2 separate regions of the Mus musculus genome follow, and region 2 is linked to region 1. A link is a loop called in an ENCODE intact Hi-C map of the cell type or tissue named here. Cell type or tissue: gastrocnemius. All regions are shown on one strand. Links, peaks and the distances in the headings refer to the core of each region. The heading gives the core; the rest is flanking DNA.

Region 1 (16,278 bases), core at 4,451-12,450:
TCAGCCATTGTATAAATCTGTGAGTGTGCTTGCTGGAGGAAGTGACTGCAGATGAAACAGCTGCAGTGTATTAGAAAGACAACCTGTGTTTCTGGCTGTCCAGGGGGTGGTGGGGTTACCGGCCTTATGCAAAAAGGACACATGTGACACCATAGCAGCATCGTTATGCGTTAACTGCCGTTGCCCTATAGCTTGCCTAAAAAAGAACGTCACTGTTTGTATTTTTTAGATTTTAAATAAAACATATAAAAATGTACTGTGTAAATTCTGTTACAGACCCACTTCTGAAACTCTGTCATATAATAACCCAGTCAATGTTCCATGAAATTGAACCATTATTGCCACTAGAAGGAATTTTAACTGATTTTTGCTTACCTTTTGTTTAAATATAAACAAGCATTAGATTTCACTATTGAATAAACACACAGAAAGACACAAGGAATTTTATGAGTGATAGTCACATACTTAGAGTATGCAGTATCTCAGCAGGGCTGTATGTAAGGATGAATAGTAGCTGTACTTTCTCTAGTAGACTTCTAAGGGTTCAGTCCCCACAAGTTTAAGTCCAAAATTCTCCTTGTTCTTTTCAAGCAGTTGGGATCTTTAGGTCATTGACCCTTAAATGTTTTTTATTTATCAGGATTTGATCTAAACCCTGAAAAGAACAGAAATGCCTATGAATGTGCAAAAACCTTATATTAGAGCTCTTTGAAACATTAGGAGCAGGGTGTGTGTAACTATCCTAGAAACTATTCAGCAATGGCTGTCACAGCAGAGCCGATGAGATCACTTTATGCAAGGGCAGTTAGGAAGTTAAGGTTAAGGACTGCCTGGCTCAGGCACTTGACGGCAGTTTGTGTTCTCCAGTGGAGTGTGCTCCATACGTAACGCCGTTCCAAATTTAGAGTCCATCTGGTGAACCTTGGCAGTGAGATGCTCTCAGGCTCTATGTGCTGAGGGATATGCCCAAGCAATTCTCAGAGTAGGGGCTCTCCCCCCCCCCCAGCTATTCTCCCTGGCACCATCTACACCCCTGTCCCCTATTCCCCTACATAGTTTATCACAGAACCCAGCACCTAAAGTATATTTGATAGGAGTTTCCCAAATGAGGAATGATTAAAAGCGAACCTTGATCTGCTGGCACACTGGAGGCCTGCACGCTGGAGGCCTGCAGAGCTCAGGGAGGTGTTTGAAGAGGAGAAGGTTTAGCATCAGACCTCCTTTTGCCTGCTAATACTATTGGCTCAGCTCTAGCCTTCTTCCCGGGATAGGAGGAAATGCCTCATCTCTCCCCCAACATCACAAGACTGTCTCCTCCCAAGACGCACGATGAGAGTTTCTATACTCTTTGGGATCTGGCTCAGCTCTCTTTAAGATAAAGGGACATTTAGGAAGGAAGCCGAAAAGAAAACCATCTCTTCTGTATTTTCTGCAAAAACATAAGCTTTCAAGTGCAAACCATTCAAGTGTGTGTGTGTGTGTGTGTGTGTGTGTGTGTGTGCGTGCGTGTGAGGGTGTATGTGTATCTTTCAGAATGTGTAATTGTGTTTGAGTGTATATTTGAGTGTATATGTGTGAGTGGGAGTATTTGAGTGTGTGTGTAAGATTGTATAGGTGTGTACTCGTGAGTTTGTGTATATTTATATGTGTGTATTTCTGTGTGAGTGTGTGTGTGTCACTGTTGTTTACTTTTAGTTCTTGCTAGAAAGTTTAGTAGTTTGACTCCCGCGCATATCTTTGTGTTTTCAAATTTACACTTTCAAATGGTTGATGGTCATTAATGGAATAAGGGAGCATCAACCCCTCCCCCCCTTTTAAAGATTTTTAAAAAATTTTTATTCTGTTTATATGTGTATATGCATGCCATGTGATGTGTGTGAATGCCTACAGAACCAGAGAAAGTCATCAGGTCCACCGGAAGTACAGTTAAAGGCAGCTGTGAACCCCCTGAGGACCGGGATCTTTAACTAGGGCAGTCCATGCTTGTGGTTCTGCTCCACCTCTTCAGCTCTGGACTGACCCTTCTGAGTGAAAAGCTGAACCAACTCTGTTTTTGAAAAACAAAACAAAACAAAACCCTATTTTGTGGGAGACCAGGGGCTAAACTCCAATCCAAGGAAGAAAATCACAAAGTCCACCTGAGCAAACACCCTATGACAACCCACCTTAGCAACACCCAGGCTACAATAGCAGGATCAAGGTACATGGAGATAACCTGAGACATCCTGCAGAGAACAGATAACCTGATCATCCTGTGCGTCAGGTGGTTCTGCCCTTGTGTTCAGATCCTGCAGTTTACATCAGACATGAGTTTTTGAAATATTAATTGGCTGATCTGTATGGAAATTCCCCAAGTTTGCTGTAACCACAGCAAGCACCCTGCACCCTTAGAGGCTCCCACTCTGACCTGCTGCTCTGGGTCTTGCTTGAGAGCTTATAGTAAAGACCCTTAGATGTTTCCATGGGAACCAGCTCCCTCGGTAATCTGGGAACCTGCAGCTTAGGCATAACACCAAGTGCTATCCTTCAGGTGCTCTCTGCTGTCTCCCAGGTTTACAGATGGGTCTGCAACAGGCTCCTTAATAGTAGTAGTCCCTGTCTTTGGGACTGGAGAGATGGCTCAGCAGTTCAAAGTGATGACTGCTCTTTGAGAAGATCCAAGTACCATTTCTAGCACCATGGTGGCTAACCGCTCTCTGGAACTCCAGTCCCAGGAGATTGGACACTGTCTTCTGCCTCAAAGGTCACTCATTGCATTAGTGTAATGCAGACATGCATGCAGACAAAACACCCATATACACCAAGCAGTAACAAATTAAATGTCTCCAAACAAAGGAAGCGAGCAAACAAACAAACAAACAAAACCTCACCCTGATTTTAATCAATTAGAGGGAGATAAGTGCTGTTCTAATTTCAGGATTATTAGAAGCCAGAATTTTCACAAGCATTGCAGATAGAAGAGGAGGGAATTCGGAAGCTTTCCAGGAAGGCTCCTTCAGCTAAGAAGGGCTCTTACAGTTGTTTTCCACAAGAGTGAAAATCTGAATCAGCTTTGACAGCCTTTTTTTCTTCTCTTTTTCGTCAATGGCTGCGACCAAACAATCCCTAATTCTCTATGCTGTTACCTTGAATAAGATGCTAAAAATCCCACCACAGATCTGTTTTGACTGGAAGCCTGAACATGTTTACAGGGGCTGAACAGCCGGCCTGTGTTCCTGCCTTGCATTTTAATAAGCCACCTGACAAGAAGAAAGGGAACAGATGTGAGGGGGAAAGACAGTCCGGCCTCTGCTCATCAAGGGGCCACACCTTGCTGCTATCAGGACACTGGCTTGGCTTGTAGTGGTGGCTGTCCCCCTCACCACACAATGCAGGCTTTGATAAAAGGGGAGTGAGGTAAAAAAATGAACTCTCCTGGGCCTTTGACAAAAGGAAATCTAGATTTCAATAGTGAGTGTCTTGCCACCATAACCCAAAATGCTGGATCCACCTCACCCTGAGGCCGGAAGAAGAGAGCCTTTCCTGTGGGTCACATCTTCATTGAGGGCTGTCTTCAGATGCACATCTTCATTTCAGGCACCAGCCTTCAGAAATCTGACGGGCCCTTTATTTTAGTTTATTTTATTAAGTATTTGGGTTATTTTTTTTTAATTGTGGCTTTTTGCTGATTTCTTGTGTAACCCCAGGATGGATTTTGCATAGTATGTTTTGTAAGTAGTGACAATAAGCCAAGCTTATAGTCCTAGATGTTTGTTTTCTCCTTAGTTGTTAGGCGCATTGTATTGTCCCAACAGTGCCCTGGACAGCCAGCCAGGCTGCAAAGGAAACCATAAAACCTACCTGCTGTCTACGTTGGTCAGGATTCTGAGTTGATGAAAAGAAAGGAAGAAAGCGCATGTTTGCAGTAATGTTACTGTGGAAGTCATGGCACCGGGGGCTTTTCTATTTCCTTGGAGAAATATATTACTAGCTGGTCTATTCGTTTCCGTTGTGATCCTGCAGGGGTTGAGGAAAGAAAGTGAATGTTTCCTGTGCTGCTCAGCATCTGCTCAGACTGGGCTGTGGTGGGCCAGATGGAAGAGGGCCGTGGGCAAGGGAAGAAGGGTGACCCCTTCTGGGGAACACCTGTGTTGTGTAGTGTGCAGAGAGCTGCCTGGTCTTCCAGAAGTCTCTGCTGGGTTCTCTACTGGTGTGTGATCTTCCCTGCCCTGTTGCATGAGGTTTGGGGCCCTGAGGAGAACAGGGTCTACCAGATTGTGATAGCTGTTATATCTAATAATTGAAGGCTCAACTAAGCATGCATTCGTTCAATTAAACCCTAGCAATTATGTCATTGTGCTGTGACTTATAACCGTTAGTGCCTCAAACCAAAGTTGCGATGCCTTTTTTTTTTTTTAATTTTTATGTTTTTACCTTTATTTTGATCTCTGCATGATTATACTGGGAACATAATTATGTCTGTTCTTTTTTAATTAGCAGTGTTTTGCAATTCATGAGTAAACAATCCTTAATTAAACGTGTTGGTATTACTAACTTCCTTTTTTCATCTGAATAGCAAATCAGAGGATGAGATTCTCTTGTTTGTTCTTAATTTTGAGATAGCATTTGCTGGGTAGCCCAAACTGACTTCAAACTCACCATGTAGCATAAGCTGGCCTCAGCATCAAGATCTCCCCACCTCAGTCTTCCATGTTGGGATAAAACACATGAGCCATCATAACAGGCTGTGAAATACTTTTACTTTGTATTTGTCAATTCAAATCTATCTCTGAACTTGATCATTTTAGACTTAGGATTCCTGAAGGGCTCATTACTGTAATTGTATACAAGTTTCTCAGATTTCTTTAGAAGCAAGTTGAAATGGGTCACGGGAGATGGCTCAGTTGGTAAACTGCTTGTGGCTCAGACATGAGGACCTGAGTTCAAATCCCCAGCACCGATGTAAAAAGCTGGGTGAAAGGGTGCACCCCTGAAATCCCACTACTGGCGAGTCAGAGATGGGGTTATCCCTGGGACTTGCCAGTCAGGCAGGTTAACTGAATCATAAAGTCCAGTTTCTGCAAGAGACCCTGTTTTAAAAAGTGATGCAGGAAGACCCCAGACATTGACCTCTGGCTACCACATGAATCCAGAACACATGTACATACCACACTCATGCACAAACATACAATAGAAATAAAGAAAAAGTTAATAGATTCAATATCTACCTTGATTTACCAAGTGGAAAAAAAAACAATGCAAATGGCTTGGTCACGAACATTGGGTCTTTTCTACACCTACATGCAAATCTCCTTAGCTTCATGAGGCCAAGAGAAACATTTGACAAGCAAAAGGGGATGTAACTATAGCTAGATTTCAGAAATACTGCGTTAAGAGGAAGGGTGGAAGGATGACTAAGAGAGTCAACTAACCTGGGCCCTTGGGGCTCTCAGAGACTGAGCCACCAACCAAAGAGTAAGCAGAGGCTAGACCTAGGCCTTCCCACACATATGTAGCAGATGTGCAGCTTGGCCTTCATGTGGGTCTTGAACAACTGGAATGGCGGTTGTCCCAAAAGCTGTTGCCTGTCCATGGGATATGTTCTTCTAGCTAGGCTGCCTTGTCTGGCCTCATTGGGAGAGGATGCTCCTAGCCTCAGAGAGACTTGAAGTGTCAGAGTGGGGGAATACTCAGGGAGTCCCCACCCACTCAGAGGAGAAGAAGAGGGAGGTATGAGGAGAAGGATTGTGGGAGGGGGTGGCCAGGAGGGATACAGTGAGCAGGATATAACGTGAATAAGTAAAATAATACTAATGATAATAATAATTAATAATAGAAGTAGGGTGGAGAAACTACAACTACATTGGAAAACTGCAAATTATGAATATTAGTATGGGACATTTTTAAGGAATATACTCACTGTACTCATAGGCCTTAAGAAAATATGTTACAGCTTCTTAGCATAAAATCAAACTTAGTGATGAGCAGCTGTCTTTCTTCGAAGTGCTTCCATACCATTTTCGAGGCAATTTGCTGATGAAGTTTTCTAAGTCCATAATTTCTGTGATGTTTCTCCCCCTGCAAGTTGGACCAAAGATGAGTCAAAAATCACACTTGTTTTTAAACTCGATGTACCCAAGTCGTTTCCTGTTGACAGGAACCTGGTGAAAATGTCATCCTTGTCATCGCCAAAGCTCTGTCCTAGAGAAGGACTTTCTTTGGCTGCCAGCTTTCCTGACTTTTGTCCCATGAAGGGTCTGACTGAGATTTGTGTTCTCTTCTCAAGTCTAGGTTCCCTCTACATCCCTCTGAACTATCCACCATGGGACCTTTCCAAACCTGCTTAGAACTAATTGATAGTTTAGCTCTGTGCTTGTAACTTTATAGACACAAAAGTATAGATGTGCAGGTTTAATGAAAAGAGCCCTGAAATGAAAAAGTTCCATTTCCAATTGGTCTTATTTGTTGGTACAACTCTATAGTCATAAACAGTTCTATACTTTTCAAAACGGGGAAAAATGAATGTGTGACCGTCCAGCTGAAGTATGCTGCTGCAGGCACTCTGCACATGTAGTTTCCTAGGGATAAAGGAAGATGTTCTCATCCTCTTAGGCTGGTGTGTAGTGTCTCCCAGTATGCCCGGATTCCAGTGACTTTCAGATGCATGGAAGCGCCTGCATCTTCAGTGTCTGCTGCGTGTATAACGTCAGTGGTCACACAGGGTGTCTCCGAGTTGGACTACTCAGCCAGCCCTCCAACAGGCAAGGCAGAGCACCTACTGCCAGGGACCCAAGCTGTCCATGCTGGCTTCTTCCAGACTGTTCCAGATAAGCCACGTGTAAAAGCTGCATGGGAAAGAGTCTAATGTAGGGCTTGTGCTTTGCTGACACTTCTCTGTCACTGGAGTAAAAATTCCTTCTTTTTGTTTGTCATTCAGATGAGTATAGGATCAAACCCGTGGAAGAGGTCAAATACATGAAAAATGGGGCAGAAGAGGAGCAGAAAATAGCAGCCAGAAACCAAGAAAACCTGGTAAGAGCTGAAGTTCTCCTTTAACAGTGACTTGCGGTGGCTATTGTTAAAAAAAAGAAAAAGAAAAAGAAAGCCTTCATCACACATTGATTTGAGGCTCACACCCTGGCTCAAGATTTCTTGAAAACGCTGTAGCTATTCTTAGCTTGCCTGGAAGCTGCACCGTTACCCTGTATCCTGTTTGTCTCAGAATAGGTCCCCTTTCAATCCTGATAAGAAACGCTCCAGGGAAAACAGCAAAATTGTTAATGTTTCTAGACGTGAAGTTGAAACCCCTGATGTCGGATTGAGATGGGCTGGAGGTAGACCTAACCCCTCGCCTCCTAACACAGATCCACATCAGGATGAATAGTAGAGTTTCTTTATTTGAAACCTGTAATGAGGAAGTTGCCTTTCAAAGGAAAACCACAGAATTCTAGAATAGGTCCGCATCCAAAGAGCCCATTCTTCACGTTCATGGTGTCGAAGGTACCACACATTTGAGTTCATGCGCTAAGTGCGATGATGGAGGCTGGGGAGCTCCTTGCTCTGGCATCATTCACTGTGCACATTCTTCCCAGCAGCCCGCCTCAATCAAATATCTAGGCAGTTATATTAATTGATTTCTCAGAGGTTAAAATAATTAAGAGTGTATATTTATTCGGTTGCCCTGGTGCATGATGGGTTTTGTTCATATTTTGCATATATCTTATGTTTAGATTATTTACTTATGTGATTGAGTGCATGTACTTTTTAGGATTTTTTTTTTTAGGATTCTGTGTATCAATAAGTATTTTTGCTCCACTGACATTTTTTCTAATACATGTTTCATTCCTTAATGACCTCTACTGTAGCACAGGGGTCGACACAGTATTAGCCCCTCCTCATGCCTGCCATTTTCCATCAGGATTCTAGTGGATGTTAGAGGCGATCAGTTTTGCTTCCTTCCTTCTCTTCTAAACATGTGACCAACGGCCCTAAATAGTAAAATGTCAGCAAGGGAATATTTTATATTTTAAGTATTGAAAATAAAGGACTTCTCAGCATTGGGTGGGGAGGGGGGGGGAGTTGCCTGGGACAGACAGGTCCACAGGCTCCATCCCCAGGACACAGACTGGGGGACAAGGGTATTGAGAAGAGTCTAGATAATGACATACTTCATAAATGGCATTTAAATTTCTAACAGCAGTTCTTAAATGCATGGGAAAAGGACGATGACCAAAAAGTAAAAGTTAGTTTTTCCAGGCTTCTCACATGAAGGTTTGTAGTTGCTGTGTTTATCATCAACAGGCAAAGCAAAGATCTGGGTAGGTGAAATACTCGATACTAGAGAGCAGAGTTTTCCTTGCTCGATGCAGTGTGGGTTCAATGACTAGATCTCGGCACTGATGCTGGAAGCTGGCCTGGGACAGCCTGGCCTTGGCTCCCCGCTTTTGTACCTCTGCTCCACGTGCTTGTCCCTTGGAAACCTGAGGAAGCTGGAGACTGAGGTTGTCCTCGCTGCTCATCCTGCTGAGACCAGCACAATCTGCCCCACCCCACCCCCCTTCGCATCCTTGCAAACGCATTCCTGTTCGCTCTATGCTCAGAGTTAACACTAGTATCCTGTGCAAGCCAAACACACTTGAAGAGAGAGGCTTCGGGTCATTCTGGCTGATTCGTGTGACACGTACGGCAACCCCGCGCCTACATTTGGCCAAATGATTGGGATTTGTGCTGCCAATGGCGGTTTTCCAGTGCACAAGCATTCTCGTGGGAACAGGAGTTAGATGTCTTTGATTCTGGAATGAGCAGGATGCTTTCCAAAGTTCGAAGTGATTCTCGGTGATCTGTTAGTATGGTGTGTGTGTTGGTCAGTGTCCAGTCTCGCAGGACACTCTGCCCAGCAGTCACTCCATAAAGCTTGTGATCTCCCGTCACTTAAGCCTTTCCGTCAGTTTCCATGGCTGATGATTCGTCTGTGGCCATCACAGAAGAATCCACAGCAGACATTTATCCTGATTTCTGTCATTGCTTTACATCTGCATATTCTACGTTGGTTCTTACTCTTACCTCCTTAAGCAAGGTGAAGTAGTAGATTGATTTGCTTTTCTTTTTTAACCATCAAAAAGCTATTCAGACACAAGTGGCAACCTGGATTCCAGATTCTCCTTTTCTAGCTTTAAAAGTTGGGCCTTAAGCTTCTGGAGTTCAGAATTAGAGAATTAGAAGAAAATATAGGGAAAGCTATGTCAGGTCTTGGCAAAGGGAGACTTTCTTCATGGCGACTTAGATTAACAAGAACTGTAAAGGGAGAGCTTTCTTTTCAGATATCAGAGTCAAATTCTTTTTGAAAAACTGAATAGCCGCAAGATGGAGGTGGTTAGGAGCTTTGGAGAAAACACTTGTGATCAGAACACAGTGAAAGGACTCATATCTGAGATACATAAAGAGTACCTCTAAATATACAAGGAAAGGGTGATCTCTTTAAAAAAAGAAACGAATAGACCCAGTGGTTCACAGTAGAGCACAGACCCTCACAGGCATACAAAAGGCTGTTCCCCATGCTCTAGACTGTGCATACTTAGAGATGCATTTTCTTTGTGTGCCTGAAGGACACTGCCCCGCAAGGCATGCTTCACTGGGGCTCTGGTGGGCTGCCCCCTAAACACACTTGAGCTTTTGTTCATCTGATTTTTCCCGTTTCCCAGAGCCAGAGGTGTGCTGGTTCTCAAACCGGTTTGTGCTGGTTGAATGTCATTGTAATTATGTAATTTAGTTAAATAATATGCAAGCCAGTGAAACACCAGCATGGAGAGAGCTGTTACAGTGAAATTTAAATGGAATGCTTTGAAAAGTCTTGATGAAGGCGGGTTATTAAAAGCTTGCTGTTTAATTGAATTCTACATTCAGATTCTTTTACGAGGCCATTACTTTCTAACTTCCCTTAAGAAATCAAACAGGAATCTCAGCTGTGCATTGAGGACATGGTCGGTATCCCTCATGAAAAGGAAAAGCCATTTCCTTGTGATAATAGATGAGAAAAGAAATATACATCTTGGTATCTTAAAGTAAAATAATATGTTTAGTGTACATATACATTTTATATGTCCCTACAATCACTCAATGACCTTAATTGCCAGTTTAGGTGGTGTCATCTAATACTACTTATTGAAATTAGGGACATGCAAATTAAAATGTGATCCCATGTTTCATCCATTTGGATTGGCAAAAACTTAAAATTTGATAATATCAGACTTTGACCTGATGGTAGGAAAATATATGTTGATGTACCAGCGGTAAACACCTCTCTCAGAGGGCAGTGTAGTGGTTAATATCTCTGGCAATTTAAACATGCATGGCTATGACCCAGCACTTCTACATCTGTGTACAATGGGCAGCTGCCTGCATGAAGGAGGAAGCTTGCGTGAGACATTCATTAATAGTGCTGTTTATAGAAAGTTGAAGGCAGACCTTTCTTCCTGTCAGCAGGAGAACAGTAGTTACATCATGCTAGGTAGCAATTAAAAAAGGAATTGGAACTGTTTTGGAGAAAACCATGCCAATCTCCGTGTTGATATATGTATTGTGATATATGCATTGTGATGTATTGTGATGCTGTGTAGGATTCTTTAAAATGAACCTGAAACAGCAGTGCTCTGTGTTTTCCCATAAATATCTGTGCATGGGGGAAGATTCATAGATACAGATGTGCTCCAAACTAGTGGCACACCAAGTTCAGCTAACTGATTTGCAAAATGGACATGATCCTGGAACTCACTTTAGGGAGAATTTGTACAAATTACGTAAGATAGTAGCACAGTTCTGGGGAAGACTATGCCATTATTGGCCATTATTATTTTAATTTTGTGAATCCAATTTCATTACTTAGGAACATATGAGAAAGAACTGATAATATGTTCAAGGGAGATTTTTATTATTATTTTTAGCATTTAGAACTTTGGTTGAAAATTCATGTATTCAAAGGAAATGTTATAGCAGTTTTCTGGTTTTGACTACTTCACAGTCATAAGCAAGATGGTGGCGTTTTCTTCTTGTCTTTGGTAGATAGATTCCAGGGGCCGGGGGCGGGGGGGTATATAAATCAGCCAGACGGACCTTGAGAACTGTTCAGTTTCATTCCATGGGAGTTCACAGTTCTCATTGCAAATAATTTAAGCATATATTACTTTAGACTTGGCAGAATGCAACCTTTTGCCTCTGCTAGTGTCGGGAGTCCTCCTCACTGTTTAATAAAACACTGTCTTGTTTTCCTTAATTAACACTCACCATGTAGAGGCCGTCCTCCCGCGAGAGCTGTTCAGTCGCGCCACTCCGGTCTGCTTCTTGTGCTCGGTTGGAGCATGAGCTCCCAAGATTGACAAGTGTTGCACTGATCTTGATTCACCCTTTCAAGATGCCTTTGTATAAATGAGGAGATTTTCTTTTCTCTCAAATGATGCACAGCACTAACTTTTGATTTCTGTCTTGTCCTTAGAGTTGAAGGATGCCTTTGACTTGGGCGAGTCATTGGGAATGGGAGTGTCTGAACTTGGAGGGACTCACTTCCTGGCTTAGGGACCTTTAGACACTGAAAAGTTCCCACAACAAAGCAAAAGAGGACACGCTTGGTCCTTTATTTACACAAGGACAATTAGTGACCTGTCTTGATGTGACCACATACACAAGAAGAAGCAGCTTGAGGGAGAGAGGGGTCATTTTGGTCACCATTCCTGGGGATAATGCCCATTCTGAAGAGGAAGGCCCTGGGCAGTCCCGGGATGACACGTGTATCCCTGATAATTGATGCAGCAGGAAGCAGAGATCAGACAGGAAGTGGAGCAGGCTGTCAAGCCTTAGGGCCTGCCCTCCAGCAACCTACCTCTTTCAATACTACTCCATCTGAGTGTTCCACAGCCTTCCAGAACAATCAAGTGACCAAACACAGGAACCCATGGAGGAGATGCCACATATAAACCAACAGCAGACTAAATACTTCCCTAGCATGTGGTTATCGCTTCAGCGTTAGACTTGGCCCAAATACATACGGCGCTTAAGTTCTACAGAGGGGAGATAACCCGCATAATGTAGTTTGACATCAGCCTGAAGATCTTCTGGATGATCATCAGCTAGAGAAGGGCAGAGTAGGTGAGGGGAGGGCTTTGGTGGCTTCCTTCTCCCCCCACCCCCGTTGGCTGTGCATAAGAGGGATAGCGGGAAAGGTGCTGTGCCTCTTTATCAATCTTGGACGTCTTCCTTTCCCCAGATGCCGGCACTTTTGTGTCACTTGAGCGGGGCACATTCAAGGTCCCACAGACTATTCTGGCACTGTGCTAATTTGTTTTCAAGTAGAACAAAAGTAGCTTAATCTCTGAGGGGGAGGGAGCTGTTGACTCAGCCTTCTGAGTGTCCCTGTGATTAGCAGAAGCCTGGCTCCCGATTTGGGAACAGCATGTTATGGGATGAAAACAGGACTCACAGGTGTTCTGTACCGTACAGTCCAGCACAGAGTTCCAGCCATCCCTGCCACGCCTAATTAAATTAAACAGTCACCTGGATCTGTTGCTGTTACTGTTATTTCGTGGCAGAGGAAAAAGTAGGTGCTAATTAATCACTTTGTCCACGACCCTGGAAGAAAACCCTGTTACCTTGGTGAACATGTAGGAAGCAAAGGGTTAGCTATGCACATCGTTACACAGACTCTACACAGAAACCAACCATTCAAACATGGCTGGGAATATGGTTGCTAGGCATTGGGTCCAGAGCCCCACGAGTGCAAGGCAGGTGCCACACCCCGGACTCCTCAAAAATGGTTTCTGAAACAACTGCAAGGCCATCGTGACAGGAAAGCACAGAAGAAAATGACTGAAGTTGTATTTCAGGTTCCACTTTCTCTTTCCCATACTGAATGCATAGCACTAACAAGGCGAGGGTGAGCCAAGTGTTTACTCCCAGAACTGTCTTCTGTCTCTTGAATAGATCCTTCTCTCAGCGAACTCAGTTCTGATGGTCAGTTGGGCACATTAGGCACACTGAAGGAACGGCAGGAACAACAAGGACAAGTGGTGACTCTCTGGAAACCCAAGGGGACACCGACGTGCACAGTGCAAGTAGAAGTAAGGGGAGTCTCTTAGTAAGGCCTCAGGAAGATGGGGTGGGGGTGGGGTCCTAGCATAGAATGGTGGGCCTTCACTTGGGATCCTAGGAGAGTCATTGTGGGCCAGTGTTGTAGCAGGGCCTTTCACAAGGCCAGCTTGTCATCAGCTGGTGACTGGAAAGATTTTGAGCAGAAGGAAATGTTGAGCCAGTCTTGGAGAAGGGGACAGGGATCATCAGTGACACATTGGGAAGTCTCTGTGACCAGTTGACGTATCATCTGGTTTGACATTTTAGCTTTTATCTTTTTTCCTTGGGTGGCACATTAGTTCCTGGTGTCCTGTAGTAACTTTATGTGCTTTAATACAGCATTTGCATCTATAGACTGAATAGGGCAGACCCTACTGGTCTAAGTTAAAGATGGAGGGTGGGGATGGCTTCTGTTCCCAGCCTTGTGGCTTTTGAAGATGCTTTCCTTGAATGGTCTTAGACGAGTCTGCTCTTGGTCTCCATCTGCCCAGCATGGACAGCCTCTGGAATAGCCCCCGACATGATAGAATAGACACAGCAATGCCTGGTTTTGATTTCTTCTCTCTTTTTCCAACTGTGACCCCGATGTTTAAGTAAAACTAGGCAGAAGCCATCTTGAAGGAGAAATTCTGTTTAGGTCATTTAGGATATTGTTTGATCTCACTCACACATGGACATTTTGTTTGCAAGTGGTTCCGTTACAACAGTGGAGTCAGGGAAATGAGTGACAGCTGAGATGACCAATGTCATCAGAGTGCTTAGAGCCATAGTTTAGTGGTGTGCTGTTTCCACAGGCTGTTCAGATTTCTCTTTTATAACCCATGTCAAGCTAAAAATAAAACCAGAGTGTATAAATTTCACTCCTCTGTTGACAAACTCATGAGGTGGCTTCACCCCAGTTTAATAATTTATGTCATGGAAGTGAGTATCCAAAGAAGCCTCATGTTTCCACAAGCTGGGCTCTAGTCAGCATCTCTCCTTCACTGTGAGAAGATAATATCTAGACTTTGTGGAGATGAAGGACTCACCAGCCTCACGGCTCTTATCTTCAAAGGGTTCTTGGTAATTCTGAAACTGTGAAGAGAACAGAGAGAGAGAGGCGGGGATGGAGGGAGGGGTTGGGAAGAGTAAATGAACAAGGCATAAAATATTCATCCTTCTCCCTCAGAAGCGGGAGGGCGTATTGCTTAGCCTGTCAGTATCATAATAGACATATGAAAATGCTGCTCCAACTGCCTGCTTCCCATGTGTGCTGGGGCTAATTGAATTTATTTACTCAGTGTTCTGTATGATAGTTGATGCCAGATTTCTTCCTTCTTTGTAAAAATACAACAATTGAGAGTGACAACCATCTCTTCCCGAACTCAGTGAGCCATCTTGGTCTTCTGGTTTGCGCCTGAATGGGTGGTTCCTTACACACTTCCCATAGCCTGGCGATTTAGGGGTTTGGTTAAGCCCAGATAAACACTTCCTTGATGGATTTTTATGTTTAAGGGAACTCGGATCAGAAGTGAGATTGGACTCTGGAGAAAGAACGAGTATGTGAAGAGGGGATTGGTCCAGAAACAAAGCAGAAAGCCCACTGTTAGAACAGAGACACTCAAGACTGCCATGACTCTGGGTCTCCATACTCTGAAGTCTTTGGCATGCAAAACATACAAGGGACAACAGGAGACAGCAGCTGTAGTTAGGAAGGGGAAAGTGTGCTCTTGCTAGTATTCCACAGAGGTTTCTTAACCCCCACAACAATCCCTGTTGGCCAGGGAGAGGGTGAGCCAAGATGTAGACAGTGCCACGTGTTCATGTTGTTTAACTGTGCCTCCAAAATTAACTTCTCCTTGTTCATAAATATACTACTTGCTTGAGTTACTTTAAAACACACTTGGCAAAAGATAGAAGTGAATAAAAATAAGAAAAATCACTTACAAGTCCCGTGAGACCCATTGTGTTTTTATACCTCATATGCATAGAAATGTAACATTCCCAAGCAAAAAATAGAACATACAAGGCTAAATATAGTCTCGCCGTATGTTTAGCAATGATGCTTTTAGGCCCTTTCCCGAGTCGATTGAAACCCATACAGAAGCCACGTGATACCTGGTCAGAGTTCTACTCATAATCACCTGAAGCTAGAAGAAACCAAGATGTCTTTGGTGGATGAGGGGACAAAGGATGGCACATCCGTACAATGGAATATTACTCAGTGATGAGAAGGAGTAAGCTACCAAGCAGTGGGAAATTTTAATGACTCTTCAGTGCATATTGCTAACTAGAAGATGATGGGCTTTTACTTGGAATCATTAGTGCTGAATTCCCTCTTGCTATCTTGGATAGAACTTGACATGGAATATAAAAATAAATCCAGCTAATAATATTCTAAATCTTATCATAGGCAAGCTTATATTTCGGCTGTTGCTTTAGAAAATAAAAATTATTTGGCGTTCAGTGGTAAAGTCACTCCCAGTGTATTCAATCATGTTGTAAGCCCTACCCTTGTTTCTGGGCTAAAAATAAAGACAAACATTTTGCAAGACTCTCCTGCCCCTCCCCCCACCTATTGATAAGTACCCAAAAAACAGTAAGTAAAATGTACATTTTTGGAGTCCTTCCAAGCTGTCCAAAGTTAACTTTCAGTAAGCATGTTTGATGGCTACAGCCTAGCCACTACTTAAAGTACATATGGTATTTTATGTGCACAGCCTATTCCCAAGATAAAATTCTAGTTGCTTCAGAGAGGTACAGTTGATTCTTCTAGGCTTTGCCATCAGTGTTGGTCTGATGAGCTGTGATTATGTCCAATGACAGGCCTCTACACTGTGTGGTGCCTTCCTTCTTGGCTGAAGCTTCTGCAGATTGCTTGACCCCAGATCCTGCTGAGATCTCAAGGGTATCTGCTTAGGGCATGGGCTGTGCTAGGCTAGACGATCAAGGTGGTTTGCACACAGGACTGCAGTTCACAGAGGCTGTGACCTCACCAGGAGGACAAGTGACTACATGGGACTTTTCTACATGGTGTGGGTTCTTGTAGTTGGTTACACTGATGCCAGTCATAGATTTTATCAGGTAATTGGCTTTGTACAGGTAGGGGCACTTCCTATAATTGTCACAGAGCCTACCAGGTGTAAAGAAAAGGAAAATAGATCCCACATGTTAATGACAGAGTGACAGGCATGGCAGAGGGAC
Region 2 (16,278 bases), core at 2,964-10,963, 91 kb after region 1:
TTTTTACTGTAATAAAATATGATTTATAATTTTATAAATTCAGCCTGAAATCAAAGGAGTAGATACATGGTAAACAAAGAGTTGTTTGCTACCGATACTTCATGCACATCAACTATAGAAATGAAATAGAACCAAAATAAAAGAACAAAGGATGTCTGGAGGTTGCCTGATATAGGTGTATTATAAAATAGTTAACAAGAAGATAGCTTGGGATGATGCTTGCTTATCTAAGTAAGATAAACTACCAAAGTACTTAGTGCCATGCACTATTTTCAGTTATATTACTTGAGGTTCTTATTTTTATATGTTATTGAGCCAAAAGATCTGTTTTTAAAGGAGCATTTGTGCCCAGGTTTAGAGCATCTAGCTTGCACATGAAGAGAGAAACCAGTGAAGTGATTGGTGCAAACCAAATAATCCAACTTGACCTTTCACAGCAGCCCTTCTGTGACATTGTGGTGACACAGAAATGTGGTTTTGTCTTGTACTGTCTGAGGAAGTTACATACTTTTGATCAGGACAGCCCAGCCAGGTCAGATACAGAACCTCAATCCCGGTCCCAGCTGTGTCTTCACAGTGGCGAGGGAACGGAAGAGCCTCAAAAGCAGCCATTTCCTACTGTCCTCAAACTTGCCAGGAACCTACTCGCTGGCCGGCTCATCAAAGGTCCTGTGGTTGGAGTCATCTGTTAAGACATTCCACAGCCCCAGATCTGTCACGTGTGTTCATAAAACCCTTATTTGCGGTTCATCTAAACCATTTTAGAGTGAATTAAAAACTCAGGCACCCCTGGATTTTACACACCTTTCTCCTGTGACATTTTAAAATCCAATTGTGGGGGTGGGGGAAGCTGTAGAATGTGAGCCGCTGAAAGTGACCCTTGTGTCTTCCTGCTGAGAGAGAGAAACACTTTGACTTTCTTGGTGTAAGCTGTATCTCCTATATGCCTGTAATATAAGTTGAGATAAATTCTGCCCGGTGTTTTTAAAAAGCTTATTATAGGATTGGTCTATCACGCCTTGAATAAATAGAGCTTGAAAATCAGCCTGCATGTGCGCATGTACCGTGCGTGCATGCATGCGTGTGTTCCTGCGTGTGCAGCATCAGTCTAAACCCAGTGGTCACTGATGAAAACTCGAGTCTATTACAGAGCAGACGTAAGTTGGAAGCAAATGGACCAGCCTCGGCTATTCTTGACCCTGGTTTACGTTGTTTACCCATGTGACCTTTGCTTTTGTTTCTTCCCAGGGTCGGGATTACTGTTCTGAAGAAGAGGATATCACATAGCATCGGTTCTCAGTCGGACCAGGAGCTACTACTGTGTAAATAGGTTGCACCCCAGTTGAAACCTTTGCAAAGGTCGGTTCTCTTCACTGAACAGCACTATAGCGAACGAAGACTGTTCCATGTCCTATGCCCCATTAAATTACAGTGTTTCTTAATGAACCTGCAGAGGAATATTGCTAAACACAAACACACACACACAAGAACAAAAACAACAACAACAAAAAAAAAAACTGTTCTGGAACTTTCTTTGTTGCTGCTAGTTAAAACTTGTTGCAACTTTTCACTTCTCTCGTGTCCAAGTATGCAGCAAAATTCTGCAGTTCACTTTAAAGATGTTATTGGTTTCAGGATGCTCTCTAGCCTGTATCCTCGGCGATTGGGTAGAGGTGAACTCTGATACAGATGTCAGTTCTAGCCTGGTTCTGCTTTGATGTCAAGCATCCCCTCCCTTCTATTCTCCTTATCCATCTCTTTCGAGTGGTCCAGAGATGGCCTGAGCCTTGCTTCTCACTGGTAACGTGGGGCTTTGGACATGGGATGGTGGCCACGGTGAGCCTAGTTTCTCTGCTTGAAAGAGCCACAATTGATTGAAAGCCTGTTGTAACCTAACCTGACTCCCGGAAGTGACAAAGGAACAAGTGAGCAGTAGGTTGTTCCGCTTACTAGGACTCTTAGTGCAGGATTAAGCTTGTAGCATTGGCTTTTGCTCAGATGCAAATGGAAGTGTGACCACGTGACCACAATCATTTTCAACCCCTCCCTCCTCACTTTTTTTTCTAAGAAAATAAACATTTTGCTGTTTTTCTGTATCCTTGTCTTCTCCCATTCATCCAGTTCAGTTAAAGATGACCCTAGGTGTGGAAGCTAAGTCCTCCTTCACAGGGACACTGATGATTGGCCTAAATGGCTCCCCACCCTTCTGGAGACATCGAACATGGTTTGGAAGGGCTGTGAGTGGTCAGAGGAGATGAGGCGACAACCCCGTGACTTCTTAGGAGGGCTGGAAACCACTGTCAACCTTTCACTCTGTTAACTTATCAGAACACGCTGTTTTCTGAGTTCCCCCTTCGATGTGTTATGTGAGCCTTGCCCCTTCATTCGTTTCTGTTTCCAGCTCTGGTAGTGTGGGTTAAAAAAAAAAAAAAAAATGTCTGCCTACTAGAAAACATAGGACATCCACGCTGGTGATGTTACTTGGAGAAGTGAAAGCCAAAAGCCCCTGGTGGTGGGGAGTGTTGACTGTGTGTTCAGTAGAGTTTATTTTTCCATACTATATGAAGAGAATGATCTCTTCTCAAAGACAGAAGTAATATTTTTAACAAATATTGTCACAAGTAAATAGCAATCAAAAGGAGAAAAAATAACTTTTGTATTTTTTTAATCGTGTTTGATAGCTTTGATGAGGGTTCTCTTTGTTACTTTCAGGGGAGGGCACCCTATTAAATGCCACGCCAGCAGTCCTGGATTGAGCTTGTCCTACACACACACACACACACACACACACACACACACACACACACACACGAATGCTGTGTTTTTCTCAGAGGGTTGTGAATTTCAAGGGTCTCACGATCAGCCACACTGCCTGCCACCTTGGAAGATGGAATAGTTACAAGAGAGACAGTTAAGATGCTCCCAATTGTCTGGAAATTGTCTGCCACACAGACTAAAACAGGAAGCTAAATTCGTTCTTGCCGAAATGAGCCTTGGCTTTCAAAGCTGTCCGCAGATTCTTCATCTCCTGTCAGACCCAAGGCAGCAAAAGCGAGGGGGAAAATGCAGTGGAGTTCTATAGAAAATGGACTCGGGTGTTTAGCAACAAAATGCCATAATTCTTGCATCCAGCAGCAGCTATTTTGGGGAGCAGCTGTGGTCGTTATATAAACAGAGTTTCAGCCCAAAGCTTAGGCTTTTTATCCAGCTTCAAGCAGAAAATACGGGGAGAGTCGAGCAGTCTGGGGTTTTAAGTTCCCTCCCTTCGTGTGTTTTTTCGGCCAAAGGACAAAAATAGTTTTCCTCAACTGTAAATGAACTGCTAAACCCCACCTCAGCCCTGTTCACTGGAGACTTTGTTCACTGTTCTCTGGATGGCCTATTCCGGAATCTCATGTTCTTATCAAGCAAGAATGAAGTGAATGTTAACGTCTTCCGTTTGACTCCTCTACTTGGTGTCTAAGACAGTGTCTTTCCAGAAGACCAGCTCCCTGTACCCGAAGATGAGACACCCATGTCCTTTCCCTCGGTCACAGGTAGCACCTTGGATGTCACTCATGTCTCTCGGGAACCTCACTTTTGAGTGTTAATGAGCCCCTAAGTGCTGTTTAGGAAACAGCGGTTTTCCACCATTCTCTCGCCCATGTTCCTCTCGGATACTTTGCTGTAAAACGAAGTGATTCTATCTTCAGACGCACGTTTGGTCGCCTCTAGAAATAGGTCCAAGAAATGGGATGGATGACTGGGTTGGCATGAAATGCCTGACTGTGTTAGCAACACTCAAAACTGTCTGTTTTCCATTTGTTGGTTTGAATCATAAAATTGTCAAGTGATTTGTGTTTGTACTTTATTTTTCTATACCTTCTGGAAGGATCTAAATTAAAAATATATGCCCCTCCCCCATGTCAGAACATTAAGCAGACTGTCTCAGGTATAATGAAAAGAATCGTCCAGTAGAGATAGTGGAACATCTTGCTAGTTGTCCTGTCTGTAGGACTCGAGAGTTGGGAGGAGGGAGGAAGGCAGGGAAATGGCCTGGTAAAACCAGGAAACAAATGTTGAAGAATGGACAGAGGTTATTTGGAGAGCTTTTAGTGTGGCTGTGTGCTATGGCAGTTGGTCTAGCGGCCAGTGGGCGGAGTGGGCCTGCTGGAGAGATGTGTAGCTGGGTTACGCACGGCTCGCCTTCCCCACGTTGTAGAGTTGTAAAGGTTCAGCAGTATGTGCGCGGCTTTCTTTTGCTTGGCAGCGATTCAGGACCACAGAGTGCTGCTCTCATAATTGAGTACGTGTTTCTTACTGGCAGACAAGCTCAAAAGAGGCTTTTACCTCGACCAGGCCTCCTAGCCCCAGGCTTAAGCAGAAGCATAGAGTGACATTATGGTCTATTTAGGAACAAAGAAGTTTCAAAGTCCAGTGATGAGAAAACTAGGTCAGCCCCCAGAAACAGCCACACAGTGGCTGGTCTCTCCCTGTCTGCTGTGCCTAGCATCTGAAGCTGGCCTTTGATGACTCAAGTAAGAAATACATGGCCCAGGAATAGCCTTGGTTCTCAGCTCCCAGGCGCCTGCCTGTTCCTCCACTATAGAGCCGCTCTGTGTCCTGGGTGTACCAGAGAGACAACTGCCCAGCCGGGTGTGGTAAGCTTCACACTTGACCCAGTTGATGGCCTCCGACCTTAAGTTATAACTTCGTCCTCCACCCAACCTCACATCCATGTTTCCTCCTCTTCCAGCAGAAGTCCTATAACCCTGCTGAAACAGATTACACCTCCCCTGAGCTGTCCCTCAGTCACCTACAGTGCAGTTTGGCATAGTGAGAAGTCCTGTTTAGATGCTGGGTGAGAATTTAAAAGTTGCCCCATCTCTACTAGTCCTGAGAAAAGAAACTTCATTAAATATGTTTGTTTTATAGTAAGAGAAAAGATCACCTTCTTAATGGAGGAAAAGACAAAAGACATTTGAAAGACAAAGTGATTGGTATCAGAATTCGCTCCCTTAAGCTTCTCTCAAAAACAAGGGATGGGGCAGCATCATGTTGTACTCTAATTTTACATGAACACTGCCTTTCTGGCTCTTTCCACCAGAAAGCTATCTCTGGGCTATATTTCTTTCTACCTTTTTAGAAATCAGTCCTTTTGTTAAGTTGTTTATAACTCCAATAGAAAAATAAGGCATGGTCGGTGGGTAGGGATGATGTATTTAAAAGGCATAATGAAATAGTAGCTGGAAGCAGGGCCTTCAAGACATCATGGGTGGATTGGCAGACCCCAAGGTGCCCCTGCAAAGCTATGTGAGCCCTCTACAGATGCTCTGGGATAAACTGGTGGAATGCCTTGAATGAGGTCCGTGGATCTCCTTTTTGCAGATAAGTGGATGATTCTAATATCTATGGGGAAGGCACCTTGATATCTGTCCACAGTCACCTTTTCTATTATATCTCGGGGGGGGGGGGGATGAAACAACCCTCACAAGTCTGTGGGAGAATACCTGCCCCTATGACAAAGCCTGGGGCCGTTAGTGATGCTGAGGTTTCCATCGTAGCTGAGATCTGAGTTTATCTTGAGTGGGAAGAGGAAAAGCAGCTCTAATCGTTGTTATTTATGTTCAGTCTGTGGCTAGTGTTGCCGATGACATGCTGTCCTTATTCCGTGTGTCCCTCAAAACAGTCCCTTCACCCCCGAGTTCTAAGAAGTGTGTCTTACAGTTGAATCCATCTGTCCAACGAAAACACATGTGTTGAAAGAGGAAACATCATTAGAGTATATTTCTATTAGTATTATTACTACACACCTTGCAACACTGTGAAAAAAAAAAAACAAGCCTTGAAGGGGCATCCACCTTCTACAGTCTCTCTTTGGCTCCGTTACCAGCTTACTATCTTCATGGGGACTCTTAGCTGGCCCTCCCTAATCCTATAAACTGCACAAGAACCTGAAGAAGCCACTGGTGACAGAAGACTTTGGGGCTCAGAGGGAGAAGGCTTGTGGGAGAGGGTTGTCACATCCTTTCAGCTTTTGAGAAAAGAGGCAACTTATTCCACCTTTTGGGTGCTGTGGATCCCCCGGCTCCCCTCAGTCCCCTAAGCTTGTTTCTTCAGAGGCTTTTCTTCGGTAGGCTAAACGCAGAGAGATCTGAAAGGCTGAGGAGATAATGCCTGGACCAGTGACCTGGATGGAGATCCTTTCTGGTAGGCTACAGTTGAGTGTTTCTTTTTGATCGAGAGTCTGAATTTTCCAGGCTAGTTTTAAGTACCAGACCTAGATATGACTCTCAAGATCTTAAACGTTTTCAGAAGTCATGTGGTAACCTAGAGAGGGTCACTGTAGTCCAAGGATGGGCCAGCAGCTCAGGAACTCCACAGAGTTCATCTCCTGGCTTCATAAGACTCCTGGGGCAAGAGATGACTCATCGCTCCAGCAGCTGGTAAAGGTGCTACCTGGAGGGGACCCACAGTCACCCTCATTCAAAAGGATGTCCTTGCCCAGGTTCCTTGTGACTAGGTCTTCGAGATGCTGATTGCTTCTAACCTAGCAACTTGCACGTTCCCTCGGGATGATGTGGGGATGGCTCTTATCTCTTGGAAGCCAGAGGGATTCCTTAAAGTCAGGAAGGTCCCACCATGCCCAAGTCTCCTGTATGGCACTGTCTCTTTGCCTTGGTACATTCTTCTCCCCTTCCCGGGGACTATTTTTAGACCAGGTCTTTGAGTTTGACTGAATACGATTTAAAGTAAAAAGAGCAGCCTAAACTTAGCCAGAACTGCCTTCAGTTCTACAGGGTTGAAAATTAGACCTCAGGGGGCGACTTGGCTCAGCCCCAGGAGTCAAAAATAAAATAAAAGCTTAGCGTTTCAGTCCAGACCTTCAGGGTCTCTTCTCCTTTGACAGACAACTGAGCAGTTTTGCAGGAGATGCCAAGCCAGATTTTTTTTTGCCATCCAAAGAAAGATGTAAATTCATAAAATTACTGTTTTCTTGGATCAGACCCAGACAGTTGCCTTATTAGGACTTTAAATTTGGATCTATTCTTTTAATACATACACAACGATAGATGGATAAACAAAACATAAATACTTAATCATAGACAGGCTGAGGGTAGGGGGAAGCTGGCGCTTACCATTTTGTAATCACTACAATAATGTCTGAGGGAAATATCCACATAACTACAAGGAAGTATATACAGCAAAACCCCGTGGCTGCTTTTACAGCCAATGGGAGCACCGAGGTCTGTGAGTGGGCTCTCACCTTGTGCCCTTCTGTGCCTGTGTCTGCATGTCTGGTTTCTCTGGGCCTCTAGATCCACGTTTTGGCTCATGCTCTTTCCCAGGTCACTGGGATCGACGACACGTGCCAGGGCCAGCCCCAGCATTGCTCATCATTCCCACTCATCAGTGTGGCCTTGACTGTGACATTGCAGCTGCTCCACTGGGACGTGATGTTACCAACCTGGAGAGTTAAAAGTATTTTTCCTCGGGTTGTCTCAGGTGTAGTTACTCCTGGTAGGCTCCCGGCCCTGAGCCGATGAGCAAGCAATATGAAGGTGAACCAGTTTCTCCCCTCCAGAGGCCTATCACGAGGGGGAAACAATCCAGAAGGGCCACCTTAGAGACATCGCAGGACCCTATGGGATCACATCGCAGTGGTAGCCAGCCAGCTCCAGGCATAGAAGCTTCCAGAAAACAATGAGAACAAAATTCATCCTTGTCTGGGCACAGAGAGAAAGCTATCCAAGGAGTCGTCCATGCTGAGAGGACATGTCTTGCATAGGTGGGCCATGGGACCTTCATGCCATTGGACCTTCATGGGAATAGGGGTGGAGCTTAGAGTAGCAGAGAGAAGCGCAAAGGATGAGAACAGGGTAGCAAACCAGGCTCTGCGGCTTCGCTGTGGATTCGTAGACTGTGATGGAGTTGCTGATATGCCTCTGCACACTCCACTCCGCGTTGTCCCTGAGAGCAAGATGTGATCGTTCTCAGGATGGGGATTGCCTTCCTCTGGAAATACACAGCAGCTGGCTGAAAAGATTCATGCCCACCATCCTCTCTCCCCTTCCCAACTTCTCTTCCTGCCTCTAAAAGCTATTGGAGTTCAAGGGCTTTACCTGGGCTCAATCTCCTTTGGAGATTTGTGGGAGAGAGGGCTGGGTCATCCTGACCTGTCTTTAGAGAAATGATGGCTAAAAATACCTCTTGGGACTTAGGTTGGCCTAGACCTGGAGATGAGAGTGTACCCTAAAATAAATATTCAGGGAGTGGTGAAGGCTTCCCTGTTTAGCATGTGGTTCTAGCCAAGTTCGTAACCTTTGCATAGCCTTCCCCTGGGTTAGGTCACTAGCACTGACCAGGGAGGCAGCCAGGCCTCTGCTAGGGCACAAGTGCATACCTGAGTCTCGCCCAGGAAAGAGGAGCTGGGGAGCTTGGGGGTGGGGGCTTTGTTTTGTTTTGTTTTTTATCATAAAGTACAAATAAGTTGTGTGCAAATGCAGACTGTGCACAGTGGCTGAGGACCTTGTGGGGCAAGATGGGGGGGGGGGGGCAGCAGAATCGGGCTGTGAAACCAAGTCACAGTGCCTTTTAGGGTTTCCAAAGAACCTATTCAGTTCACAGCAGTGGGTCTCTCTCTCTCTCTCTCTCTCTCTCTCTCTCTCTCTCTCTCTCTCTCTCTCTCTCTCTCTCCTATAAAAAAGAAGAAGAAAAGTTCTAGGTAGAAGAAGCAGAATTCGATCCATTAGAATACTAGCAATAAGTAATAAGCCAGCTTGACCAGAAAGCTAGGCAGAGATTCACATGGGGTGAGGTCCCCAGAGAGGCTGGAGGCTGAGGGCGGCTTTTCCAGCCACAGGGCTGCGCCTCTCTGCTTGAGAATTCCAGGCAGCCCTTCCTTGTTGCACCTGATGCTTGCAGCTTCAAGCTGCTTGCCCCCCACCCCCTTCCTGGGTACAGCCAGACACACCTAACATCCATTTCCCAGCTAGACCTCTTGCTCCTCACCGAAGGATTTCTTGTTCTGTGTCTTGTGGTTCCCTCTGTCGTAGCCCACCGCCTAACTCTGGTCTGTATGGATGCTGATGCTGTAAGCCAGTGGAACATGTGGCCCCTCCCTAGCCCACTTGAAAATTAGGGTGCCCCCTCATCATCTCCTGCCCCTCCCCCAGCCTGGCTCAGTTCTCACTCATCTCTATCTCGCTGGCAAGACACAGTCAAGCTGCCTCCACGCCAGGTGTCAAAGGCTCCTCCCACAGGTATTGGCGGTTATTTAGGAAGATTGCCTTGGTTCAAGGGAAAGCTACTAGGGAAACAATCAACCTCAACCTAGTTTTGCCTTTCTGAGCACCTAAAAAATCAGCTCGGGTGGACCTGGGAACATGGAGAGAGGTATGCTGCCTGCACATGGACCTGTTTCCATCCCACGTGACTACTACCCCAAAACCTTTGTGAGGCGCAGCCTCCTGTACAATAATCCGTTATAGCATACATCCATTCACTTCTATAGTAATAGACATAGAAGAAAAGGGCACAATTTTAAAACAGCGATACGTAAATCAGTACAAAGGTAATTTCCTCTCTGCACTAAGTGTGGCCATGGGTAACTCTTGGTGTGTTGGATACCCACTTGAACAGCCACTACTCTTGCGCAAATCAGAGTACCGCAATGGCATCCCAAACCACTGTTTGGCCCTCCGCCTGCAGAAGGAAAAAGTCACAGAGCAATCCCCCGAGAGCTTTGAGTCTGAGAAGTCTGAGACAAACTCACACAGCCTAAATTTAAGTAACCGAGAGCCCTGGCAGGGGAGGCGCCCCTAGACAGTAGTGGCTACCGGTGCTAAGAACAAGCACACCGTACAAAGCCAGCCATTGTCCGTCTTCCCTCCCTGGGTCTCCCGAAAAGGACGTTGTCATTATCCCAACGCTCTCCTGAATGGAATTCTTTGAACCCTCAAAGTGATTAGGCCATACCAATCCCATGGCACCAGTGGACTGTGGCTTGAATATTATTTTTGATTTGACTATCAAAATGTTCTGATGATTCTGTTCCATTTTGAAAAGGGTCTGAGAAAGTATACGAGTCTAATTATATATACATATTTATACATGTGTATTTTTGTTTATTGTTACATTTTGACATTGGACTTTCTATTAAATAATTTTTAACAGTTGTCCTGGCTCTGTTCTTTCTTTTACTACTTGGGTCTGGGTTGAAGTGGGTAGAGAGATGTCTGTGTGAGACTTTGTTGATATTCCTTGCCTTCCTTTTCTCTATTATTAACTCCACTTTCGTGAGGTTGTCTTCTTCCCTTTCTGTTTCCACAGGACACATACTCAATCAGATACGCAGTTGGGAGCCCCCAACCTTCTTGCCATCTCTCGACTTGCCCATCTACTTCAGAACATTCACAAATCCAGAGATCTAGTAAAAATGCACACCTGGGAATATACAAAATAATGCCTTGAGCTTTATCTCTTGGGTACTCCCCCAAGAGTACACACTTTCGAGCACACACTACCCGTGAGACCTTGGGAAAATTACTTAACCTTTTTTTTTGCACTTAATAAAAAGCAATAGTCTCCTTGTAAGTTTGCCTGAAGGCAGTCCTTAGAAACAGCCTAACAAAAAGCCATCTGTTTCCCAGACTTATTTATTTGTTCTAGTCATTCCACCAACCTGATATACGTTATATGTTCACTGCATGCTAAGTTCTGGACTCACCCAAGTAAAGAGTCTGGGGCTTGAGGACTTTCAGACTTTGCCACTCTAAAGTCAAGCTTGCCAAAGGGGCAGCATGAATGGTGGGTGAGCCTGTGCGTCACATGCCCAGCTCATCCCTGCAACTGCCTGGCTGGCACTGAAGTCTCCATGGCACGTGTTCTGATCTGGTGGCCCAGCAGCCTTTGCTCATAGAAATTGTATCTTCCCGCTTTCCTGACGGTATGGTGGTAAGAGCTATAGTGGGGAAAAGAGCCTGTAATCACTGCTACCCTCCCCCGCCGTCAGCATTTTCCTCCAAACATCAAGTTGGAAGTTCAAATTCTGCTGAGTTTTATGAGTTGTTGAACAGGACCAAGGCTTGAGCCTAGCATGGTCCTGAGTCCCAGCTGGATCTTACAGAAACAAACCTGTTTCTTCCATTCTTCCAGCACAGACCCACTTAGAATCACAAAGGCTGATTCTTCCCCCCCCCCCCCAAGCAGAAGTCAGTGTAATTCTGGTTCTGCCTGATTTCCCTAAGAGTTATGTGTACAGGATGAACAGTTTCCAGTCATAGACACACACACACACACACACACTCACACACACACACACACACACACACTGCGAAGCAGACAGCACTCAGGTCAGGTAGCTTTCCAAATCTCTCATCATGTTTATAACTTTTCCCTCTAGTTTCTCAATATAGATGACAGACACACAAACACACACACACACATACACGAAATCCCATAACTTAAGTGACCTGGGGAAAGAACTGGACATCGAGCAGTGTTTGAGATCAAATTCTGATCAGGACTTTTGCCTTGGAGGAGACATTGATCCAGTCTTTGGGAGACGGTGGGCAGTTGGGCCTAAAACATCTCATCCACCTACCTCTCCACCACAGCTGAAAGCCACCTGGAACCTCACACCCAGCATCCCCATATTTGCCCATGACTGCTTTCCATAATGGCAGAAGCCCTCAGTGAAGAACAAGCCCTGAACTTTCCAATGCACAGCCAGATAAAATGGACTTTACAATGAGTCCTACCACAAGCTAATGAGAAGAATCACCGGGGGTGCCGGGGGTGGGGGTGGGGGGAGGGGGGTTAAAACATGCACAGGTTGGGCAGAGCCATGGATGTTAGACAGATGGATATGTATATTAGCCATCCCATCTAACTCCTCCAAAAACACCAATCTACAGATTTAGGAATGATGAGTGATGGGCCCAAGTGTGAGAACCAGAGTGTGCAGGTGAGAAGACACTGAGGCTGAGGTTTAGCATCTGGGAAACAGAGAGAACAGTCAGTCTATGGAGGCAGTCTACGGATTCCAAACGACTTAGTGAGTTACTGAGTGCTTCCAAACACCAGAGAAAAAATGCCTGCCAGTAGTAGCTCTCCTTCCAAACATGTGTGACCCCAGGTCTTCATGGTTCAGACAAGTGCTACAAGTAGGTAGGGGATGAGAATCTGTCACCTCAAACACATTAAATAAATTTATTAATTAAGCAAATATGATGTCACTTTGGCAGAGCCATGAACAGATGGGTCTCCACCATGCCTGTATGTTAGGTTAACTGGGGACCTCTCCTTAATACCAATGTCCAGACCTCAGGTTAAGTCATCCTACGTTCCCTGGGGGGCGGGTAGAGCTGTACTCGGGATTTGCATATATCTTCCTGGACAGCTGTGAGGTGAGGGATGGGAGGGGAGCCATGTGTGCACCTCTTCAGCCATTGGACTGGACACTAGCAAGCAGCTCAACAGAAGGGCCCGTTCTTAGGGAGCTTGGGGAGAGGAGGGTGTAACAGGCTGCTAAGCGTGCTCCAGGAGAAACAACGCTACCCAGAGCAAAGATGACTAGGTCTTGGAGAGAGGCCACCCAGTGCTGATTACAGAGGCAGAGAGCTTAACCTAATGATGAGGAGCAATACCCACGTGACTGAGCGCTTGGTATAAGGCTAGACCTCCAGGTTATCTGGTTTCTAGGCATGCTTTTGTTCATGCCATTGCAAAGGGAGAGGCTTTTGTGACTATTCAATGACATAGAGCCTGCTTCCTCTCCTGGCAACCTCCGTGCAGGACAGCACTGGACTAGCTGACTTCGTGCAATATAGCTCCATCCCTGCATCGACCCAGCTAGCCCTGCTATGACAAGCCTGACTGTGGGAGGCTAGAACTCAACCCAGAGAGCTCTTTACATTCTGCTGTCAGCAAACCACGGAAAGCAAATATCCACTCCCGGAAAAGCCTCTCCATGAAGAAGGACAGTGGGTTTCAGGGGACTGATGTGGGGAGTGTGGGGAGAAAACTTAGACTCCCTGCAAGGTCTCCTCAGCTGACTGAATAGAAAAGCAGGGCTTGGGCACCCCCAGTGCCTTTGAGGAAAGGAGCTGATGTTACTAATACTGTGGCAAAGGAAGAGCATCTTGGTAAGAATGGGAATTGCCTGCTGATGTATGACCCAAAACAGGGCAGCCAGGCTCATGGCTAGAATGTCAAGCACTTGCTCCAATTGTTAGCAGAGCTCAGGCCATTGGTATGCTCAGCACTGGGCCATGAGTCTGATGCTGAGTTCTGCAGCTTCCTGTCTGATTGAGGACTGAGAGCCATGCATGCAACAGCATAGAGAGTCCCCAATAACCTGCAGCTGTAAAGACTCATCTTCCTCCCCTGGCGTGAGGGGCAGCTGGAAGCTGGGGATGCAGGCAAGGTAGAGGATGCTGGCTGATCCCTCAAAGTTATGTCAGTTTGAAAGTCTCCAAAGGATAGTTACCCATCACAAACCCAGGCTGGTGCCCACAGGGATCCCAGTACCCTATGATCAGACTGGAATACAAATGGGGTTTTAGATTTAAAGGCTCGGTTTGAGTAGTGTGTGAGGAGCGGGGGACACATGAAAGGGAATCAATTCTTTTCCCAAGCTCTGTCTTGCTAGGAATGAAACTGAAGTCACTAACAAGGCCTTGTCTGACTTTAGTCCCCACCCTCTTCTCACAGGCTTTGTCCCAAGGAACAATAGGAGAAACCTGACGTCAAGTTTTCCCAAAGCCTCCTTTATCTTTGAAATGATGGGCCTGGCATTCCTGACTGTATCTCAGACCCTTCAGAGGATATTGCTGAAAGCAGAGGTCGCCTCAAATATCTCTCCCCATCCCCCACCCCCAGTACACCTGGAAGGGAAGAGCTTTGAGGAGCCTCCAAAATGTAGATACGCAAATAAGGATTGGAAAGGAGGCTGAAGCATCCTGGGTAACATGGTCTCCAGACTTTCCTGATTTCCAAAGCAGTTGCTTGAACACTGGCAGAGTGGACTGGCAGTCCACATCACATAGGCAGCAGATCCATCCTCTGACCCATCCTCGTGAGCTCATATAATTCACTCCTGGTGACTGGGAGGGGGCAGTGAGTGGGATGAAAGTGAATAAGAAAAAAAGTTATAAAAATAATAAAATAAATAAATAAATAAAATGCTAAAGTGCTGCCAAAAATAAAGGAAAAAGAAAAAGAGAGAAAGAGAGAAAAAGAAGAAAGGAAGAAAAGAGAAATAGCTACTGACTCTTTTATAGTTAAAGAAACTAAGCCTCAAAGAGATTAACTTGTCCGAGGTCATACAGCAATAAATGGTAGAAACACAGTACCAACTCAGGCTTGTTCTACTCAGAGGCCTTGCTTATCACCATTCGGCTCTAGTACCCTTCATGTTTACATCTTAGGATGACATGCCGTTGGCATCACTCCAGCCTCTGCCAGAGCCACGCAGAACCTCCTCATCTGCCTTTCTTCTAGGATACTCTGCCCATCCTTCAACAGAAACTGGTGTCTGAAGTATGTCCTTCCTATCCTGAATCCCACCGGAAACCCTCCGCCGTAGATCCGCACTGCCTTGAGGCACGGGTATGGAATTACGCGCAGTTTCTACCCGCAGCCCTTCTCACAATGGCTGCTGCCTACTAATTCCTGGCTCTCCCTCCTCCCCTTTATTTCTCCCTCGCTGCTTTCCCGAGCTGGTGGCTCTCTTCTCAACCTTTTAGGCTCATGAGTGAGAAACAGTAGCGATCTGCAAGCATCATCTTAGTATCTCAGGCATTGTACCGGGTTCTCCCCAAACCATTCCTGCCAACTCTCTTGCCATAACAAAGTCACGCATCCACTGGACCCTGTCTGGCCCAAAGTCTCCGTAGCTCCCAACAGCACGTGATCTCTTCTAAACAAGAAACGCGTGTGATTTGGTATCCACCAGATGACTATTGCACTAAGGGATACTGAAGAACCGCACCCATTCCCCACAGGACTGTGCTCCGTTCTTACTGCGCGATTGGTTGTGACAGGCAGCTTCTGAGAGCACATGACAGCTAGTAGCCAATCAGTGCTCCCCACACCTAGCAAACTGATGTATTTCTTGAGGCGGAGAGTAGGGGGAAGGCCGACTGGGAAGATAGCATCTATGGATCAATGGTGGTAGGCCCCCAGTATTTAAGAGCAAGAGGCCTCTGTCTCCTGTGTACTCTGTGGTTTCCAGGCTGGTGGGTGGTTCTTTGCCCTCCAAAGCCTTTCCTCTTACCAGAGGTCTGTGGTCTGGGGAAGGTTTTGACTGGAAACATTCAGGTCCCTGGTGGTGTTTGGAGATGTGAGACCCTTCTGTGCTAAAAGAAGAAGAAAATGAATGGTCTATTTCGAGCCCGCTAACAATCCACCGTCTAAGAACAGGCAGCAGCTCTGTAGCTGAAAGGCTGGCTTTCTGAGAAGCCCCAGGGAAGCTGGCCATGCGGCAATCGTGGCCTCAGCTCTGGCTCATCCTGCTAGAGGACCCTGCTGCCATAATGGTGGCAAAGCGTCTAGAATATTACGCCTTTGTTCTGGCTTTCTCTCCAGCCCTCCTCAACCTCCTCCCAGAGAACTCTGGTCCTGGAGCCTGTGATGTTCTTGCGTTATGAGTTAGAATCCTTGTAAACCAGAAACTTCGTGCAGGGAAGGGTACCTGTGAGAAAGCCTCCGCCTGTTTTGCTGGGGTATGAGTGGTTCAGATTGACGTCCCAGTCACAGATGTATGTATGCTCACCTGCGGGAGAACATTAGCTTGCTCCTCAGAACAAAACGGGAGCCTCTGGAGCCTGGCATGGCATGCCTGCCTGCCTGCCTGGAGTTTCCATCACACACACACACACACAAATGGTGTTTGCTTTGAATCCTGAGATCCAAAGAGACCGACAGCCACCGGTTCTAAATGTTCTGTCTATTTAAAACCTGACCAGTTGACTGAAATAACAAAGCCTGTTTCTAAGATTACCATAATTAGGAGTAAGAGTCCAGAAACAGACCCACCCATTCATGATCAATTGCTTCCAAACAAAGGTGTCACAGTAATTCATTCCGGGAAAGCATTGCCTTTTGTTTTCTGTTTGTTTTGAGACAAAGTAATCATTGTTTCTGAGTGATCAGGAAACTCACTAATAGCATGCGTGGGCTGCCCTCAAACTCCCCATTCTCCTGCCTTAGCCTCTCTGGACTGCCAAGATCACAAGTGAATGCCACCACTCCCAGCACAGTTGTCCTTTAAATAGATGGTGCTGATGCAGGATG

Evidence for each region. Peaks named below come from ENCODE experiments on the same cell type or tissue, not always from the same donor. Only the 100,000 strongest peaks of a DNase experiment are listed, where the experiment ranks them.
Region 2: it touches region 1 in a loop (2.4-fold over the local background); 3 of 42 quality-filtered maps call a loop at or near these places.

What each region holds. Positions count from the first base shown.
Region 1 is chr1:151,971,159-151,987,436 of GRCm38, reverse strand. It overlaps 1700025G04Rik (RIKEN cDNA 1700025G04 gene), which reads left to right. Exons shown (of 6, transcript NM_197990.3): 3 at 6,917-7,011. Among named protein-coding and RNA genes, the nearest start is that of 1700025G04Rik, 110 kb to the left of the region's middle. In gastrocnemius, for the core only: no CTCF peak of the experiment used is centred there; DNase peaks (open chromatin) are centred at 6,741 and 8,506; H3K4me3 peaks cover 1,679 bases; H3K27ac peaks cover 4,998 bases.
Region 2 is chr1:151,878,403-151,894,680 of GRCm38, reverse strand. 1700025G04Rik (RIKEN cDNA 1700025G04 gene) reads left to right here. Exons shown (of 6, transcript NM_197990.3): 6 at 1,249-10,157. The coding sequence ends at 1,287. Among named protein-coding and RNA genes, the nearest start is that of Edem3, 130 kb to the right of the region's middle. In gastrocnemius, for the core only: no CTCF peak of the experiment used is centred there; DNase peaks (open chromatin) are centred at 4,207, 6,793 and 7,321; H3K4me3 peaks cover 2,593 bases; H3K27ac peaks cover 6,965 bases.